Linked DNA regions of Homo sapiens: region 1 is linked to region 2. Evidence: read pairs that join two places in POLR2A ChIA-PET (ENCODE). Cell type or tissue: GM12878. All regions are shown on one strand. Links, peaks and the distances in the headings refer to the core of each region. The heading gives the core; the rest is flanking DNA.

Region 1 (5,793 bases), core at 586-4,585, 76 kb before region 2:
CAGGGAGGAACATATGACAGGGACTCAGGAGACCTCGCAGGACGTCTGCTGCTCAGGCACCATGACAGTTACACAGCTCAAAGGTTCTGAGTATCTGGGGGGTCGTGGACTCTTGAGAATTTCACAAAGTTATGTCCCCAGAGGAATGCACATATACACAGAGTTTTACACAAGCACCTAGGGGTCTACTCCCCAGTCCCTACTTTATCTGCTAATTTAGAATAAACATCTTAGCACTAGGTGGTTCTTGAGATCTTTCATCGTATGATTCAGGAAGCAGGAAAGAAACAGTAATAGAAACAAAATGTTGCAAGTACTTTCCTACAAGTGCAGTTTATTCCTAAATTTTAAGATTGGCCCCACATGGATGGAATGAGATTTCTTCTATTTGACATCATCTTTAGGAGGAAAGATTTTCAGTACAAAATCAGCTCCTGAAAATTATCTTTCTTTTTTAAAAATTCAGGATATAATTTCCAACATCTAGAAAATAACATTCTCTGTCCACAGTCCTTATCCTCTCTCTCCAGAGGGAATCACAATCCTGAATTTGGCACTTTTCATTTCCATGATAGTTTCTAGGACTTTACTTCATATACACACATGCTAGTGAATAGCAAAAGTGTTATTTTACATACTTTCAAACTTTACATAAATGGTATCACTTGCTTTTTTTTTTCATTTACCATTGGGCTTTTGAGATATATCAGTGTTGATATATGTAGCTGTATTTCATTTATCTTAACTGCTGTATAGTATTTAATTATCATTATCCATTTTTCTGGGTTTGGAATTTAGTTTATTTCTACATTTTTGCTATTATAAACTAAGCTGCAGTGAAATTTCTGTGCATATATTCTTGTGCAAATACGTGAAGGTTTCTTTCAGGCGTAGCCATGGAAGTGTAGTTGCTGGGCAAAGGATAGATGCACGTTAACTGCATTACATCCCGAGACATTGCTCCTGAAATGGTTCTAGCAGGAATGAGAATCCTCTTTGTTTCACTTTCTGATCATCCCTTGGTAGTATCAGATGTTTAAATTTTTGCCCATCTAGTGGGTTATGTGAGTTACTCACATAACTGAGTGGTTTCTCAGAGAATTCATAACAGAAAAAAATGTAATTAATTGGATGGTTCAGCTATGAGCAATATCTTACAAGATTATAATAATGTAAATCCTTAATACCACTGCAACCAAATATTCTGAGAGAAACCTATTTGGAGGGTGAGGGGTGAAGAAGTGTGTGTTTGAGTGTGTGTGTGTGTGTGTGTGTTGGTGGCCATCTAACAAAGACTGAGTTACAGTGTTCTATACTAGGTCAATACGATAAGGTCTAAAATTGAAAAAACATTCATAATTATGTTGTTTTAATAATATGGCAGTAAATATCAGAAACACAAGGGCTAAAGACTTGAGAATGGTTGTTTCCAGGAAGCAAGACTTGTGGGTGGGGCAGTTTACTGCTATCGGTTGTTGTAAGCCTTGTCATTCTGGTTGACTTTGTTTTCCCTCAATTCCATGCACAACAGGAGCAATGGGGCCCTCTGTCCACGCAGCCCACAGCAGCCCGGGAGCCCCCAGCCCTCCTCACTGCCAGGCCATCCTCACCGGGAGAATGGGAAGCAGCAGCGGTTCCCTCACAAAGGAGCTTGGGGTGGCTGCCACTCTCCACTGCCACCAGAACCCAAGAGCAGTGGATTCCCAGTGTCCCCACGAGCTGTGTGGTCCATGATGAGGTACTGGGCTGGGTTTCTTGGTCCCTGCATGTTTTCAATGTCCAGCATCACCTAGTGCAGCCTGGGATGCCTGGGGAAGTGAAGCACTGAGTCAGCACACTGTGACCTCCCTCTCTTCATGCTTCCCTCCTTACCCCCTTCTTCCTGTCCCTATTTCCCTCCCTTCCTTCCCTATATTCTAATGGATAAGAAAGGAGTAGTTAGAGGAAGCAAGTGGAAGCCCTGCTGCCTGCCTGTGATGGGGTGTGGGTCCCTGCAGCCTCAGGCATCAGAAGATGGGCGCCCTACGTTTCCTGGGGGAGGAGAACGTTCTCCCTCCCCTTCTCCTGCCTCTCTCTCTCTGCTCTTTGTGTTTGATCTGAATTTATTACAGTCCAAATATGGGAGGAAACCCAGAGGACTCTTCCTTTCTGAAATGTTTTTGAAGATGTATGAAAATCTTTACAGCACATGACTGTCTTTATTTTCTTCCTTTTTTGTGATATTTTGACCTAGCTGTGAAAATTAGCATGGATTTATCAGCACAGGTGTTGCTCCCTAAATTAGGCTGTCTCTAAAATGTTTCAGGCCACAGACAAGTCAGAATATAACAGATATATGTTAAAAGATAAACTGAGGCACATTAAAAAGCTAAAGAGTTTATTTGAGCAGACAGTGAATAATGAATTGGGCAGCTCCAGACTGCCAGTGCTTTGGGGCTCCCCTGCTGGGACAGGGTGTGGGGAAGCTTTTATAGGGCAAACGCAGAAACAGAGCAAAGGAAATATTTGATTGGTTAAAGGGGAGTAGTAGCCCTATGTGGATCATTCCAGTGGAAAGTCCCTAGTTAGAGGTTAGTTAGTGGTTAAGCTTGGTTTCATTTTACCATTTACACTGAGTTGAGTTTCTCTGCTGATGTAGGGATGCAGGGTGCCAGAGTCACCTTAGCCTAATGACCTCTCAATTAGTTTAACATATGGAAATTCCATTCATAAGATTAGCACTTTACCACTTCAGATTGCTGTTGTTACTCTTCTGTGTAGTCCCTTAAAACTCCCTCTTTCTGCAGTCTTTGTTTCCAGTTATTCTTGCCTTTGCCTATGTTTGTTTTTTTATCTTGCCCCATTCATTCATTCTTTTGTTCATTCATCAATAAATATCTGTTGAGGGGCTGACAAGTGCCAGGCATGTTCTAGGCACCAGGAGTGTCCTGGTAAATAAGAAAGACAAGGTCCTTGCTCTTGTGTAGCTTTTCTTCTAGTAGAGGAAGGTAGACAATAAATAATCAACACTGACTGAACAATGTGAGTGCTCAGAAGAGAGTTAGGCAGGGTGTGATGGAGAGTGATGGCTTAGCCTGGGGGCATTTGGGTTGGTTGGCCAGGGAAGGCTTCCAAATCCTCCTGAATGAGGTGAATTGCCAGTGAAGATGTGCAGGGATCTGGCAGAGGGTTCCAGGCTTGAGGATCATAGCAAATTGGGAGGAGAAGGGGTGAGGGCAAGGAGGGGGCAGGGCACAGGTGAAGGGCTGTGCTGGCTGTGGAAGCAGGTTTGGATTTTATTCTGAGGGGAATGGGAAGATACTGGAGTTTGTGTGTGTGTGTGTGTGTGTGTGTGTGTGTGTATAGACAGTTATGATAACATTTCTTTTAAAAACGTTCCCTCTGGCCTCTTCGTGGTGCAGGCTGTTGGGGGCAATCATGAAGGAGGGAAAAGGGTTAGGAGGCTTTCACACAAGCTGAGTGAGGGAAAGGGGGTCTTAGCTGAGAGTCATGGAAACTGCAATGAAGAGATGAGGTGGATTTGAGATACATTTCTGATACAGACCCAATAGGACTCGCTAATTAATGTTTGTGATGATGGGGAGAGGGAAAGGAAGGAAACAAGGATTTCCAAGTTTCTGGCTTAACCAGGTGGGTGGATGGTGGCATTAGTTACTAAGTGGAAAAATTAGGGGAGTAATAGATTTTCTGGGGGTTGGGGAGAGAATAAAATCATAATAATGCATGAAATTCCCAAGGAAAAGGGAAGAGGAATAAAGGGTTAAAACACTGAGAAAATCTGGACATTTTTGTTGAGGGCCATGGAGGGAAAGAAGGTGAAACAATTGGGGAAATCGTGAATTTTTTAAATGGAGGCTAAAGGAGTACAGAGATCACTGGAGATGTTTAAGGTGGGACAGAAGCTAGGCTGCCATGTGACTATGAACTTGGTTAGGGCAGGTTCATGCCAGGGTGTCTCATAGATGTGTTGCCAGCTCCTGTCACAGTGTCTGGCCGATAACAGCTGCTTAAATATTTGTGACATGGATCAGTTGATGAGTGGATGATAAGAAAGTGTTGGAAATTAAGCATAGATGGAACATTTTCAATAAATTTGCCAATGAAGAAATGGGGAAAAGGTTGTTAGTGGGAGGAATGTTCATTTTTCTTTTCAGACGTGTGTGTGTGTGTGTATCCTTAGATAACCTGTAGAGAGGAGAGATGAATGATGCTGGAGCAGAAAGGGTAGGAAGAAATATGAATTCCTCTGGTATGCTGCTAATTGTTTAATAACTGGCTCTCCAAAGAACGGGACTCCTGATTTGTAGTGTTTGCTAATGTAAATACTCCCACTGTGGCTGATTGCAAGCTACGAGTGTGACTTCACTGACCATGGAGTTGTGAGAGCTGTCATAGTCCGCCATGATGCCATGTTTCTACCAGACGGATGCAATAGACATAAATAACCTCAAAAGCATAGATAATAGCAAAGTGAAGCAAAAAGCCAACTCAAGAGTAGTGAGCTTTGAATATGTACTACCTTGTTTAAAATATGACATATTTAATTTTAAGTTTATTTACTTGAATTTTTAATAATGGCTGTTTTTTAAGTAAGCGACTTGTAAAATTCCTAAAACTTTGTCAGCTCTTCCAAACCAGTGTCAGCCAGTTCCAGCACACCAGTGAGAAGGTCCCTCAGTAGGGGGAAGAAAACTTTCTATTATCCAACTACTATGTACCAGAAAGGGGGCTAGCATGTCCCATGTGTTATTCTATCCAACCACTGTGGTATCACTTTTAGGGTAGATGTTGTAACTCCCATTGCTATGAAGAAACTGAGGCTTAGAGGTTAAAAAACCTTGTCCAAGTTCACATAGTAAGTGGTAGGGTCAGGATTGGAACCCAGACTGTTTGACTCCTAAACTTGTGCTTTGACCATTTACTGTGCTCTAAAGCCCAGAGTCCAGAGCGAGGGCTAAGCTTTGGGGAAGAGGCAGGGTGCTTGTTTGATTTCTATGTGGAGCTGGCCTCTCCATTGAACTCTCAGCAGGTACAAAGATTCTTGTAGTCATCTCGGGTTCCACAAATGAGACACCTCTTGACTTGCTTCAGTATGGGGTATTGGTGCTAATACATTGAGCTAGGTGACATGCTTTGTAGATTACTTTTTCATCTTTTTAACCTCAGGTAGCAGGCTATTTTAGAAAGAGTGATGATTGGAGAGCAGCAGATAGCACAGCTGGAATTGGGCCGGATTCTCACTAAGTTAATGTATTTATGGTCCCGGACCATCTTCCCCCAATGGAAAGTTGTCATATATGTTTTCTCTTTGGAAAACAAAAAACAAAAAACAGTGTCATACCTTTGAGTATATATTTGATTACTGTTACAATTACTTTTGAAAATTGTGCTTGTACTTTTGTCAGAAGGTGATCAGGTAAAGCAAATAAAAGTTGGAAGAGGCAACGTTATCATAGTTCTTAAGATCTCTGACTCTGCAGACAGAGTGTTTAAATCATGGCTCTATCACTTACTTGATCCCAGACGAGTTATTTGATCTCTGTGAGCCTCAGTTTTCTCATCTCTCAAAGGGTGAAATGCTGGTTGTCAGGACTAAAAGCATTTGTACATGTATAAGCATGTAATTGGTGCCTGGCATACCATGGCCACTCAGCACATGGAAGCCAGCAGCGTCATTATTATTAGTTTAGTATTCTGAATATTATTTTCCCCGTATGGGTTTCTGAACACCAGGATGCATTATGAAAATGCTGAACCTGCAATATGCAGGCAAGGAATGAGTTTGTGTGCGAT
Region 2 (5,793 bases), core at 857-4,856:
GAAGTTTAATTTATAAATTAGGTACAGTAAGAGATTAACAACAATAACATAATAAAATAGAGCAATTATAGCCATATGGCAGCATCGCTGCTTTTGCATGTGTGGGGCATTATTAAGTAAAATAAGGGTTCCTTGAGTACAAGCACTGTGATGCTGCGGCAGTCGATCTGATAACTGAGCTGGCTGCTACATCACTAATGGGTGAACAGAGTGGATATGCCGGACACAGGGAGGATTCACTTCCCAAGTGGGACCAAGTGGGATAATGTGAGATTTCATTATGCTACTCGGAACAACTTAAAAGGCATGTGATTTAAAACTTATGAATTTTTTCTTTCTGGAATTTTCCATTTCCTATTTTTGGACGGCAATTGACTGCAGGTAACTGAAACTGCAGATAAAGGGGGCTACCGCGGTATAACGATGGAATAGTTGTCTTTTGTAAATGAAGAAATTAAATCATTTAGTTGTCTGAGAATGGCTCATACAGTAGGATTAATTCATTTATCTTGTTTGGGTTGCTTGTGCTTCTATGCATATTTTATGGCACATATTTTATGTATGGAAATAACTGCAGGATGTGCTTATTAGTGAGTAGGCCCATTGGTCCTGTTAAGATGTGGTAAGAACAAAAACAAATAAACAACAACAAAAAAATCACAAGGTACTAAACAGACATGCAGATAAAGGGTTATTCATGCTGCAAATCTGATTTTATTTTTATTTGTAATAACCTTGATCCTGAAACCCATTACATTGACTAGATAAAGAAGAGAAACAGCAAAATTAGAGGCCAGTGAATTTATTTATGCTGTTTTCTTGAAGGTGGAACTGAAAATCCTAATGGCTTAAAATGATAAATGCTTTTAGGCAGAGGGATATCTGTGTGCCTGTCAGTACTTTCATTTCCACAGAAGGACCAGACTTGGACCTTGTCTGCATCTCCTCTGGAGGGCCTGATGTGAATTGTATTATTTTGGCCCTCAAATCATATTATAGGAGGACAGGATGTTTTTCTTCTTCACACACTGTGGCATGCCAGCCAGCTCTGTCAAGACTTAATGACTCCCCAACTGCCCACACTGATATGGCCTGGCTTCAGGGTTCATTCCAGCATGCCCACAAAATGCTTCATTTGGCTGCACGAGGGCATCATCTTCTATCAGTTTCTCATAGAGTGCTAGTTAGAAAATTGGTGATCAATCATGATTTTTAATCCCCTGCCTAGTGGAATTAGCACCATTTGCCGTGTCCTCACGTCTTGAAGAGAGACTGTGCCCAGTGCATCGCTCCTGGAGGTGACCTTTCGTTTGAAGGCAGAGTGTAGATGGGATCCCTGGAAATCGATCTCTGACTGACTATGGCAGGAATGCAGGCATCAGGTTTCCTACTTGAGCAAAGGATGTATCAAAATATATGCTCTGGAGTTTGATTCTCTCCTGATTAACATCTATTGCTTTTGTCAGTCTGAAGTATTCGCTTAACTTTTACAGTTTGGTTCTTTTGTCAGAGTAAGAGACCACTGAGTGCTGATAATAGTGATAGGACCCAGAAAATTGGAGTCTTCATATTTAAGGAGAGTGGGAATCATTTTGGATAATCTTATAGTCAATAAAGCTTGCATATACAAGGAAAAGGTAGTAAAAGAAAGTTACATAAAATAGGAAAACTCACAAACTTTTAAATTAAGTCCTAACCAATATTTAAAAATTAAAATGGATATCTGACACACGTAGCAGTGTATGAACAGATAAATGTTTCAAAATTACAAGTGTGAGGTTTTGGAATTTTAGTTTTGTTGAATGTTTAGGTTATTTGCAGCTAAGATTATTTAGGCACTATTGTGTCCATCCTTTATAGATATGGTGTGCTTTAAAATGAAAACCATCAAATTCCTTTTAATTAATGGCGTAAGCTTGATTCAATTTCGTTTTTGAAATATCAGCTTCTGTTAGAATCAACCAGGCAGCTTTATCATCCACTAAACAAAGTCATTATAATTCCATTGATTGCACACAGAGGGGGACTCTGTACAGTCTTAATGGTTATTAAACCCTTGTCTCTTCCTTCCCTCCTTTCCATTTTGTTACTTTCATGGAACAATGCTATTAAGAATACCTTATATTGGCTCATCCAAGTTAGATGAAAAGATTTGTCTGACAGCTGGAAAGCGTGGGTGAGAAAATTCTAGTTCTCATGTTTTCAGAATTAACAAGTTGAACCAATTAGTAGATATCTTCCACCAGAGAAACACTCGTTTTTGATTAAACTCTTATTCACAAGAAACAGAAAGTCATGGAGGGTGTGTGTGTGTGTGTGTGTGTGTGTGTGTGTGTGTGTGTGTATTTGCATGTGTGTCCAGGGCACAGAGAAACCACTTTTTTCTTTGACTTTTGCAGAACTACTCCTTAGCAGTTTATTCTACTGTACTGTACCAGCTTACTAGAGGATGGCACACAGGGTGACCAGGTTTTTCCAGGATTGTCCCAGTTTTAGTACTGAAGGTCCTGTGTCCCACGAAGCTCCTTAGTGCCAGGCAAACTGAATGGGTTGGTCACACTGGATGAAAATCCAGCTTCATGTATGAAAATCTCTATGATCTGGAAACTTTAGACTGGAAAACTTTCAGTGGACGTTCAGTTGGACTTGAGTTAAGTTTAGGACAGGAAAATTGTGTTTGTTAAAATAACAGTCTCAAATTGGGCCCTGATGTTTGTGGGGTTTGTAAATGTGGTGTTAAGACTTGTATGGTTAGGATTTTTTTAAACACAGTTTGATGAATTAAATGACTACTGTACAAAGTACCATGCTGAATCTGCAAGGGAAACTTAGCTGAATTAAGACAGAAACCAATGTTATTCTTCATTTTAACATTAAGTTACTTTGCACATGGTCCGGTGACTGGAAATATAGCAACACTGCTGTAATATGTCAGTGAGAAAATGAAATTGGCTGCAAAGAAAATGGAAACATTAGATTAAACAAGCCCCTGTGAAAATCATTAGGACAATGAAGCTGTCTAGTGGGTATTAAGTAATAATCATAGTAGTAGATCAGGGCTGCTGCTGGCCCATTGGGGATCTTTATGCAAAATAGAAAACACTGTGGGCATGAGGCATGGTGGGTGCGTGATGTTTGAGGTGTGGGCACTTCTTGCTCTTTTGAGTAAATTAGGAAAAGGCCCCCCCTTCTTTACGGCAGGTAAAGCCAGTGCCTGGGCACCACAGGTCGTTGAACAGAGCATGGGCTGGATTTGAGCCCTCACAGGCCACCTCCCTCCCTCCTCCTGAGCTGGCTGCCTTGTGCATGGACAACCTTTACAGCTGAACTAAAGGAGTCCCGTCAGCAAGAAGAGTGTTGAATGCTGAATTATAGCTTTGTCTTCTAGGAAAATATTTCGTTCTTTTTTTCTTTTCCTTCCAGGAAGGAGGGAGCTGACAGAACTTGAGAGAGATTAAATCTTTTCCTCTACTAATCCTAGCTGCATTCCTTTACTCATTTGTTTCTGATTGTTTTTTTCTGGTCTTGAAGGATAGGCCATAGGGTTTTAGTATTTTCAGCTGATTTCTGGTTACTATTCTAATAATGCTACTTTGAGCACCTTTATGTGCTGGGCACTGTGGTGAGACACTTGCATATATCATCTCATAGAAATATTTTTGATGACTTTGTAAGGTGGAAATTATCTTGACCTAGGGAGGCTAAAAGGCCTGCGTAGTCTCCTAGCTTATAACTGAATGAGCTGGAATTCAAACCCAGATCTCTGTGACCCCAGGGCCTGTGGTTGCTTCACCACACCAGCTGCCTCTGTGTTGTCAAGAGTACTGTCCTTCGAGAGCATAACATAAAGGGACCCTGAGAAGTCCCTCTGGCAAGGCTGGGCGTGGTGGCTCACACCTGTAATCCCAGCACTTTGGGAGGCCGAGGCTGGCAGATCACCTGAGATTGGGAGTTCGAGACCAGCCTGACCAACCTGGAGAAACCCTGTCTCTACTAGAAATACAAAATTAGCCAGGCATGGTGGTACATGCCTGAAATCCCAGCTACTTGGGAGGCTGAGGCAGGGGAATCGCTTGAACCTGGGAGGCAGAGGTTGTGGTGAGCCGAGATCTCACCATTGCACCCCAGCCTGGGCAGCAAGAGCAAAATTCCATCTCAAAAAAGAAAAAAAAAAAAAAAAAAAAAAAAAGAAGTCCCTCTGGCAGCCATAGCATCTTACACAGAGATAATGAACACTTAGCAAAATGCAATGTTATAAAATTATCTTCTCAATTTTTTTCTTTGGAAACGATAAGTAAAATATAAATAAATATAATTAAATATGTAAATATACATATATGAATAATTGGACAGAGACTGGAATTTCTAGTTCCTTTGGCAACTTTCCTACTTGGGCTTTTTATGTTATGTTTTAAAATGAGTCACTTAGGTCTAGAAGGAAATTAGAAGAATGTTCGAAAAATTATATGAACATAAGAAGCATGCCTTTAAAAATAATCATGTAGACTTAATTATTATGGATTTCTGATTTTCACAATATTGAAAAGCGTTTTACACAAACATTGACATGCTGACAGTTATCTGAATGACAGTTGTTTGCATGCAATGTATGATCTATGCTAAGAGCGGCTGTGATTCTTATTTCTACTCTGAAATCTTAGCTATAGCTTTCTTCTCAGGAGTTTCAAAGCAAGTGAGTATTGGAATTTGAAAATAAAACCAAATTGACTAGAGTTGAAACCTCACATTTTCACTTTTTTCTTAAAGTATAATGTATCTCCCCTCAATGCAAAAAATAGAGTTCCAAGTGAAATAAAACTGAAATCTTCTCAAAGTAAGATTTTTATAAGAAAGTGAATTTATTTTACAGGTGTTTGCCAATATAGTGCAGCAATGACTGGATTCCCCACTTTCTAGCTCTTGTGGCTCTGACAGTCAACCATCCTATCTTAAATTGAAAGGGCATTAGGGGTGGGGGCCAGAAAAGTCAGCTGTTCTCTGGATAGGTTTGTTTGAACCAGGAAAAGTTTTCTTTTTCTCTACATTGTTTACCTCCTTATAACGGGTGTTGCGTTTTATGAGGCCACCTACTTTACTGCAGGCCTTTGTCTGCAGTGCAGCCAAGTGATCTATTTCAGGAGGAGCTGTGGTCTGCAGAAAAGCCCAGGATGCCAAATGTCCTACTTGGCCCCTGAGAGAACTCAGTGTGTACGTGTGTCTGAGAGCTTCTGGATTTATTGTCGTTGTTATTAGAGTTGCTTCAGAGCATGTGAATGAGGATGGGGTGAGAGGAGGGCTATGGAGGGCCCTAGATTGAAAACTAGATTGGAGAAAGTGAATTTGTAGATGTTTAAATGGGACTTTCTCCTCTCTCTGCCCTAAATTGAAGCTGCCTGGATCTGGAGCACAAACCCCAGCCTATGTTCCAGTATAAAGGTGGGATAGAAAGTGAGGTGGGGGAGAGATTCAAATGGACTGACCTGGCCTGCATTCTACATGGATGCAAGAGATGAAGGAGAGACCAAAGCACTGATCTATAATACAAAATGACCCCTCCCACTAGCAATGGACCCCATCAGTGTCCTGGGTACTGACCCTGTGGTTTGAAACTTTTTGGGAGCAAATTAGAGTTGGAAACATGGCAGGGGGCTGTGGAAACATTTTCTTCTGTGTGTACTCCTGCAGGAACTTGATGAGCCCTAAAGACAGGGATGGCACCAGGTAAGCACTGGGCCAGGATGAAGGGACAGTGAACTGCCTGGGTGAAATCATGGATGGCTGAGCCAAGGGAGA

What was found. Peaks named below come from ENCODE experiments on the same cell type or tissue, not always from the same donor. Only the 100,000 strongest peaks of a DNase experiment are listed, where the experiment ranks them.
Region 1: POLR2A ChIA-PET joins it to region 2 with 11 read pairs; 3 of 35 experiments call an interaction of 5 or more read pairs at or near these places.

The regions. Positions count from the first base shown.
Region 1 is chr12:29,747,611-29,753,403 of GRCh38, reverse strand. TMTC1 (transmembrane O-mannosyltransferase targeting cadherins 1) reads left to right here. Exons shown (of 18, transcript NM_001193451.2): 5 at 1,532-1,738. Among named protein-coding and RNA genes, the nearest start is that of TMTC1, 33 kb to the left of the region's middle. In GM12878, for the core only: no CTCF peak of the experiment used is centred there; a DNase peak (open chromatin) is centred at 2,603; H3K4me3 peaks cover 414 bases.
Region 2 is chr12:29,672,141-29,677,933 of GRCh38, reverse strand. All of the region lies in intron 5 of TMTC1 (transmembrane O-mannosyltransferase targeting cadherins 1), which reads left to right. Among named protein-coding and RNA genes, the nearest start is that of TMTC1, 110 kb to the left of the region's middle. In GM12878, for the core only: no CTCF peak of the experiment used is centred there; no DNase peak of the experiment used is centred there.